Linked DNA regions of Mus musculus: region 2 is linked to region 1. Evidence: chromatin loops called from intact Hi-C (ENCODE). Cell type or tissue: heart. All regions are shown on one strand. Each heading gives the region's core, and the rest is flanking DNA. Links, peaks and the distances in the headings are about the cores only.

Evidence for each region. Hi-C counts contacts between places; a loop is a spot of excess contacts. Peaks named below come from ENCODE experiments on the same cell type or tissue, not always from the same donor. Only the 100,000 strongest peaks of a DNase experiment are listed, where the experiment ranks them.
Region 2: a loop joins it to region 1, with 2.4 times the contacts of the local background. A loop is called at or near these places in 3 of 42 quality-filtered maps.

The regions. Positions count from the first base shown.
Region 1 is chr16:11,219,906-11,224,301 of GRCm38, forward strand. It overlaps Gspt1 (G1 to S phase transition 1), which reads right to left. Exons shown (of 15, transcript NM_146066.2): 13 at 3,307-3,396; 14 at 2,680-2,848; 15 at 1-974. The coding sequence ends at 922. It overlaps 2610020C07Rik (RIKEN cDNA 2610020C07 gene), which reads left to right. Exons shown (of 3, transcript NR_038156.1): 2 at 3,332-3,450; 3 at 4,220-4,396. Among named protein-coding and RNA genes, the nearest start is that of 2610020C07Rik, 19 kb to the left of the region's middle. In heart, for the core only: no CTCF peak of the experiment used is centred there; no DNase peak of the experiment used is centred there.
Region 2 is chr16:11,142,089-11,146,484 of GRCm38, forward strand. It overlaps Zc3h7a (zinc finger CCCH type containing 7 A), which reads right to left. Exons shown (of 23, transcript NM_145931.3): 17 at 4,279-4,355; 18 at 3,558-3,691; 19 at 3,092-3,197. Among named protein-coding and RNA genes, the nearest start is that of Txndc11, 9.8 kb to the left of the region's middle. In heart, for the core only: no CTCF peak of the experiment used is centred there; DNase peaks (open chromatin) are centred at 1,833 and 2,148; H3K4me3 peaks cover 402 bases.

The DNA.
Region 1 (4,396 bases), core at 260-4,259:
CAGGGTTTCATACTAGATGCATGCAGCTCTGAGAGAAATCAAAGGGTTTGCCAGTCTCCCATGCTTTACTCAGAATTCCACTAATGTAACAAGCTAATGGAGCTGTCCACAGGGATATAGTTTCATTAAGCTTTACTTACAAAGGTGACAGGAATGCTGTTTTATTAATTTGCAAACAACTTACTGTCTTTAAGAAATCATACTAATTGGCAGGAAATAACCAATAGACATAGTTAGTAAAGCAGTGTTAAAGTTGCATAAAGGTGTTTATGTATGCATTAACCATCAATATAAGGGCTCAACCAAAATCCTTCCTTTAATACAAACTTGAGCAGTGTTTGTAAATGCTCCATTCAAAGTGAGTGGGTAGGGAGAGTTTAGAAAAATCCAAGTAATAAAATGTATTCAATTACTTGGCAGTTAAAAAGCTAATGCAACAATGTTACATTAAGATAAAAAACAGTATTCAAAAGCAATTCAAATACCGAAAGGGTTCAAATTGAATATTTTATTAATATGGTAGTTGTCTTTTTAACATGTGCAGACACACTCCCACACTCAGAATCATCTGCCTGGGGGAAAAAGACTAACTATGCCTAAGAAGAAAATGAAAAATAAAAAAATTCCTGTAGGTTTTCATTATTGTAGGCAATTATGTCCACATCACTTACAAAGCTATTGCCAAATCTGTCCAAGGAAGCGAAGTTTGAAAGGGGGGCAAAATCTTGGGAAAATTCAACAGTGGCATAGCAGAGCTCTCAATATGAGAAAGCTGACATAATGTGGACTTTTGCTGTGAATTTTCTTTGCAAAGTATGGGGAGAGGTTTGTCAATGGGCAGAAAGTAAGAGAAGGCGGTGTGAAGTAGGCTTTTGCAGTCAATTTTCCTCACAGTATTGTGCAGGGTCATCAAGAAAATGCTTAGTCTTTCTCTGGAACCAGTTTCAGAACTTTTCCAATTGCAATGGTCTTACCTAGAAATGAAATTGGGGGGTGGGGGGGAGAAATAGAAAACGTCTTTAAGTAGTTAACAGCAATTTATGTAATGTATTAACCAAAAGAAAATTTTGTCATTGTGCAAATTCCTGATTTACTATCTTTGGTTCACCCAAACCATGGTAGTTCATTAGGTCATTTTAAGTGAGTCTTACTGGAAGTGGTGTACAACAGCAGAATACCACTAGATGATAAAATTAATTACAGCACATTCAACAACATGGCTAAACTTAAAAGAATCTGCTAAATAAAGCAAAACAAAAAGGATCACATATATCTGTATAGCAACTAAAAAGGAAACCTATCCCTATGTGATTTTTATAAAGACAGAGCATGTGGCTCAGTGAAAACAATCTCCAGGAGCATGCCTGGGGACTTAAGGGTGTAGAAGAACAAAAACCACATTCATGATTCATTACTCAGGACTCATGAAAAGCCTAAACTGTTATCTTCCTGCATCCTTCCTTTCTTTTCTTCTTCCCGTTAGATTTTGTCAGGCTAGCTGGGCCTTGCATAGAAAGGATGTCTCAAAAACAAACAAGCAAAAACCTGTTAAACCATTAAGTATAAAAATGTCATTATCGGGGCTGGAGAGATGGCTCAGTGGTTAAAGAGCACTGACTGCTCTTCCAGAGGTACTGAGTTTAATTCCCAGCAACCACATGGTGGCTCACAACCATCTGCAATGGGGCCTGATGCCCTCTTCTGGAGTATCTGAAGCACTGGTGTACTCATACATAAAATAAATAAATCATTTAAAAAAAAAGTCATCAACAAGTTTGGAAGATAAAGTGTTTACAGTGAAGCCATGAGCTAATCGAGCTTGTGGGGAAAAAGTAGCATCAAGAGCTTTATTCTGTGCTCTCCACCATGGTTTAATATTGGAAAGTACCTTGTTAAATCAGGGTTATCTGTATTTTCTATTTAACTACAGAGCTTTCTGTAGTTTTCTAGTTGCCAGACATGGGGATTCACACTTGAAATCCCAGCACTCAGGAAGCCAAGGCAGCAGGATTGCAGTGAGTTGGAGGCCAGCATAGGCTCCACTACGAGACCCTGCGTCAAAACAACACATGAGGCTGGGCATACAGTGTGGCCTGTGGAGTGCTGTGGGGCATGAAAGACTCCCCGCACTGGCAAAGGCGAGGCAAGAAGATCACAAGTTCAGGGTTATCAGATCATCTGAGACCAGACAGTAAGTTTGAGGACAGCTTGGACTACTTAAGACCTCATTTAAAAAATAAAATAAAATAAAATAAAACCAACCAAACAAACAAAAGACAAAATCTTAGAAACATTAGACCACAAGAAAATGTTCCAAAACAATCATTCCATTTTCATATCAAGGAATTTTTGGACCATTAGAAAAAAGTTATCAATCAAAGGTAGTGTAGAAATGGATGACCTCCAGAATGTGAATTACATATTAAATTAAAATTTAAAAAATTAAGCCACATAACCCTTCTATTCTTCATACTTACTATAAAAGTCTTCATTATAGAAATGTCTTAGTAAATTTAATTTTTTTCCAACATAGAACATTACTGGTAGTGTATGATAATTCTGTTTATTCAAGAACAGAACATAAATCTGGGGTTTGTTTGAAATCTACTGCAGTAAGAGCAGTACTTACATAATGTTGATTACTAAAGCCTGATATCAGAGACACTGAATAATGCTTACCCTCATCTCTTAAGGTAAAACGTCCCATCTGAGGGAAGTCCTTAAAGGTCTCCAGGCAGATGGTTCCTGCTGTCCTTAAACGCGCAATGCATACTTGATCTTGTTTTACAAAACGGGGTCGAGTCTTACTTTTCTCTCCTGATTTCTTGTCTACCAAGCAGATTAAGGCCTAGCCAAGAAAAGAGGGTAAGAAAAAAATTAAAATGTTAAATGTAAGTAACTCTAAAAATATAAATAAATGTAGCCTGAGCATGGTATTGAATACCTGTAATCCTAATGCTTGAGAAGCCAAAGCAGGAGGATGATAAGTTCTAAGCCAGCCTAAGCTACATAGAGGGACCCTGTCTCAAAATAACAAAAACAAAAGACAGACAGCATGCTAGCTTTTCAGGTAAAAGCACTTGCCACAAAAGTCTCTTGACCTGAGTTTGGTCCTCAAAGTGGAAAAAGACAAATGACTCCAAAAAGTTGTCCTCTGACCTCTGTCCATGAACCACACTCCCTCCTCCCAGAATGGGAAAAAAAAAAAAATCTATTAATAATGCTAATCAGAAGTTATCCGGACACAACATTCTTAAAACCCAAATAACAAATAAACAAATGTGTTATCCTAAAAACCAAACTCACTGTTATTTCGACTTCTTCGATACAGGTATGAATATGCAGCACCGCATTATACCCTGGGCAGATGATGGACTTGTGCTCTATAATCACTATCTGTCAAAATAAAAACAAAAGAAAAGCCTCAGAACTATCTTCAATGCTCTAAAGGTAATATCCCAAGCAGTAACAGTCCTCACTTTCTTTTACTCTACTTCTACCTTGTTATTTTGTTGCTAGGATACTTCAAGTTGTCCAACCTCAGCTCTACGATACCCAGTGCCCTGTATGGAAACGGGCAAGGGCCTGGTAGATGTCAGTTCACCAGGCAGACTAGGAAGCCGACACTGTGCATTACCCATGGAACACAGGAGCACATTACCTAGACGTGAGCTTCCCATAGCTTAACCATTTCTCAATACTCAAGGCAGTCAGTAAACAACAGAATGTATTTGGCATTAAAAAAAACAACAAAAGCTTAAGTCATACTTTTTTGGGGGAAGGATTTAGATTTATTTGAGTTTATGTGTCTTGAGTCATAGTCTTGCCTACATTGTTTTGTCTGTGCACCACCTGCAAACCTGGTACATAAGAAAGTCAGAAAAGGGTGCTGGAACCAATGGAATTGGAATTATAGGTAGTTCTAACCTGCAGGTACTTGGAACTGCTGTGAGAGCAGCAAGTCTCTTAACCACTGAGAGATCGCTCTAGCTCCGGTTTATTTAACAGTACTCAAAAAGTTCTGTTAATGGTACCAGTCATTTGTTCTTACTCTCCCAAGATGGTCAGGTTAAATATAAGCAGACCCAAGTCTAAAACCTTTACAAAGTAAACATTACTTAAATTTTACCAACAAACCAAAAATAAAATGAAATTTACAAGAAAATACTACCTGGTAATTAAAAAAAAAAAGATGTATTTATTTATTATTATATTTAAGTATACTGTAGCTGTCTTCAGACAATCCAGAAGAGCTCGTTACAGATGACTGTGAGCCATCATGTGGTTGCTGAGGTTTGAACTCAGGACGACCTTCAGGAGCAGCCGGTGCTCTTAACCGCTGAATCATCTCTCCAGCCCCTACCTGGTAAATTTTTACAGCATCTTGGAACTGTGA
Region 2 (4,396 bases), core at 282-4,281, 78 kb before region 1:
CAGAACTGGGGACAGAAAGAACGCAGCTTGCTCCACAGATTATCAGACAGCGCTAGGAAGCTTCCTGACTCAAAGTGCTAATGACCCCACACCGAAAGCTAACCTTAGCCACAAGTCTAGATCCATCGTGTATCTGAAGATGCCTGCTGCACTAACCAGGTGGGAGAATTGAGAGGCTTCCCACAGCGCTCCTCTAGTTACGTGGGGTTTTAACTAACGACAGGAGCAGGGAGGCGGGAGTAGGAGAATGAAGTGACAGCACTCAGCAGACAAGTGTTCTCTGAGAATCACCAGGAAACAGGCGATCCTCCATCACCAAGAAAGCTCACCCCTCCGTCTCAGCAGCCGGCTAGCTGTGATGCGGGAAAACCCTTAATTGCTAGCTGGGCTGCTCTTCGCCGGAGCTGGCCTTTCCCACCACTTCCCTTACAGAACAGTGAATGCTCAGTATCTGCTTTGCAAAACTCTCAACACTACATTTTCTCCTGGGATGAAAATCAGTAACCGCACATGAAAGCCTACATGCGGCCAGCAGTCTATGTGTTAAGTCAGCTTGATCAGGGACTCGGGTACATTCTTTTTCTTTGTTTTCTTTTGTTTAAGACTTTGAGAAACGATCTGTTTATGTAGCCCTGGCTGGCCTTAAGCCAGGGTAGCCTTAAACTTGTGGTGAGTCTTGTGCCTCTGCTTTCTAAGTGCTGGAGTTACAGGTGTGAACTGCAATCCCTGCCTTAGCCAGTTACTCAAAGATAAGGAACAGGGAGTGCAGGGCCAGGCAGGGCACTTCGTTTCTGAGACTCCCATAACAGATCACTGGCCTTATGGTATAATGAGCCCATTTACCAGATAGGCAAATGAAGCTACAGAATGTTACAGGCCCCTTCTGAAAGAGGGTGTTTCTATTCCCCCCCCCAATCTCTACCACACACATGCACACGCACATACATACAATTTATTCTAGAAAATGGGTCCCTATAACATCTATCAGATGGGTTAGGGTACCAGAGTCAATAAAGCTGCTGAAGTGTGGTGTCAGGAGAGAGCTCACCACATCCAAGTTTAAAGAGAAATCAACAGTCCTGGGCAGTCCTCAGGAACTACACGAAGAACAAGTTATTTGTTTTGGTAGTTCTGGGGATTGAACTCAGGACCTCACACATGCTAGACAAGTACTCTATCACTGAGCTACAACCCAACCCAGTTGCCCTGTTCTAGCCAACTCTCTAATAATACATCCTCATCCTTCAGTTAGAGCAGATCGCTGCCTAGCAAAGACTGGCCTTGTGTCTCGCACTAAGCTTTCCAAAGCTACAAGATGCACACACACAGGCGATGCACACACCCACAGGTGATGCACACACAGGCGGTACACACACACACACAGGCGATGCAATGCTCATTGTGTGCTTCCTTCACTCTCCAGCCACAAAGAGGATGTGTGCCTGGCTTCTCGGACGAGACGTCCTGGCATGTTGCTTGTCAATACTCCACATGTCCCTATCTGTCACATCACAGTGTGACGCCTCTGGACCGTCTTGTGAAAAGACAAGTCCCAGCCGGGCAATGGTGGCCACGCCTTTAATCCCAGCCCTCGGGAGGCAGAGGCGGCGGATTTCTGAGTTCGAGGCCAGCCTGGTCTAGAGTGAGTTCCAGGACAGCCAGGGCTGCACAGAGAAACCCTGTCTCGAAAAACCAAAAAAAAAAAAAAAAAAAAAAAAAAAGGACAAGTCCATAGATAATTGACCTGCCTAGTTTTGGTATTGTCATGGCCACTTAAGTCCCTCCCAAAACAAGAGGTGCCACTGCATGAGTGAAATACATTTGGTGTATGTGCTTGGCTGAGGAGCCAATGGGGCGAAGCTACCATCTGTGGGATTATGACTGAACGCCTCTAAGTCAGAATCCCGCCCAGGCGGAACGATACGGCAGCGCCGAAGGAGCCTCGGTTGGCCCCGGATAGCCGGGTCCCCGTCCGTCCCCGCTCGGCGGGGTCCCCGCGTCGTCCCCGCGGCGGCGCGGGGTCTCCCCCCGCCGGGCGTCGGGACCGGGGTCCGGTGCGGAGAGCCGTTCGTCTTGGGAAACGGGGTGCGGCCGGAAAGGGGGCCGCCCTCTCGCCCGTCACGTTGAACGCACGTTCGTGTGGAACCTGGCGCTAAACCATTCGTAGACGACCTGCTTCTGGGTCGGGGTTTCGTACGTAGCAGAGCAGCTCCCTCGCTGCGATCTAAGTGAATTCTGCTAAGATGGTATGGTGTGGAAAATATGAGTGTACGTGTACATCGCTGGCACTGACGTTCTCTTCTGGGCCACCTTAGCAAGTCTTATATCTTTGAGTGTCTTTGTGTGTGTGTGTGTGTGTGTGTGTGTGTGTGTGTGTGTGTGTGTGTGTGTGTGTGTGTGTGTGTGTTGGGGTGTGGGGTTGAGACAAGGTTTCTCTGTGTCTTTGTGTGTGTGTGTGTGTGTGTGTGTGTGTGTGTGTGTGTGTGTGTGTGTTGGGGTGTGGGGTTGAGACAAGGTTTCTCTGTATAGCTCTGGCTGTCCTGGAATGACCTCTGTAGACCAGGCTGACCTCCAACTTGCAGAGATCCTCCTGCCTCCGCCTCCGCCTCTCGATTACTGGATTAAAGCAGTGTGCCACTTCTGCCTGGCATCTTTGAGTGGCTTTTAGCTTGCATTCCATGTTGTAGTGAAACAACCAAGGTGCAACAAGAAAAATGAGAGCAACTGTGTCTAGCAATGCTGACAAGAAAGGTGGCCCTGGCTTCACCTCCAACTCAGATAAAATAAAAGGAAATCCTCATTCGGTCCCCAAAATAAATCCTTTGAAAGATTAGTTAAATTATGCCCTAACTTTCCCTCAGTTCTGGTTATCTGTTTACTCTGTCTACGTAACCTAGGAAGTAGCAGTCAATATGAAACTGTTAATCACACACATACACCATGGAGCAAGGAAGAAAACCAAACAGCTTCAGTTTCATCCCAACTGAGGAGCAGTACTTAAAGGGCTTTCAGCTTCAGTATGAATTAGCACTACTTTCTAGTAATTGAAAGTGCCTAATTTTAAAAAGTGGCTTAAAAATTACGTATGTACATCAAACTGTAAAGGCATTTGTTTCTTTGTGGGGAGAGGACGGATGTTCATCCACTTCTTACGTTCAAAAGACATCGCTCTCATTGCACGACGTTCTTTGGTCCACCTAAAAAAAATGGAGTTCAGAAAAAACAACACTCGGGCAAAAAACATTACATAAAAAGCGAGCACAGCATGTGCACCCAGAGGGCCAAAGAGTCTTCTCAACCCTTCTAAGAGATGCCTTGCGTGTCTACTGTCTCACCTCCTCTTGACACTTTTCAGCATTCAGTACAAACTAAACAAAGAAAGTGGTAAAGCCAAACAAAATGCTACTCAAGAAATATCAGCTACTAGATCCTCCAGAGCCTCTTGCTTTTCATTGTTACCACAGCTAGTTACTGACTCTTCAGTGTCCTGCTCTCCTCTACTTGCGTGACTGGACCCTATGGAGCACAGGGACTTACAGGCGTCCACACATACTTACGAATGCTGTGCTTTGGCACTGCAGTACTTTCTGTTCCTGTCTGGTTCAATGACTTGGCCATTTCTCAGACACTGAGCACATACAAACTTTATCTCCATGTTAAGTAATCCAGGCATTATTTGATTACCAAGGACCTTGAACAATGAAAGATCAATTATAATAGAAAACACTTTTCTAAAAACAGCATACAAAATCACCATACATTTTGTACCAGCATAGTTGTCTGGCTCTATGACTTGACAAATACATATATGCTGATAGTTAAACTAAACTGTCTCAAATATGCAAAAGCATCTGATAAAATTATTACAGACTTGTAGATGCCAAACCTCAACTGAGAAACTAGTTGTGAAACTCAGTGGCTTTTGGGTGGGTCAAGGAGAACAATGGATAAGCAATTTAAATCATGTAGGACAGACACAAAACTCCAAACCATAACCTATTACCCATACCTAAGAATTGCCAAAGGCAAGACCCAGTGTTTTCCCAAATGAGCTAAACGGGAAAACTGTGTCCTATATCGCTGGAAGATATATACCACAGGCTGCCATATGCCTGTTCATGGCGATCAACCAGCTGCAAGTATGTTTTCCCAGAAGAGTTACCAATGGAATAAGCAGTAAGTAAAGGACTGCAAGTATGACCCTGAATCTATCACAAACCCAGCACCAGCTAGGCAGCTCCGGAAGGCACCCAGCTCCCAGGGAAGAGGGGAGGTTACCTGCACTCCCGGCATGCTTGCTTGCAAACTTCTCCAATATTGTTTGGATTGTTGAGCAATATCATCATGGGAGATACCTAGGAAATGTACAAGTTTCTCTTAAAGAACACATCACAGT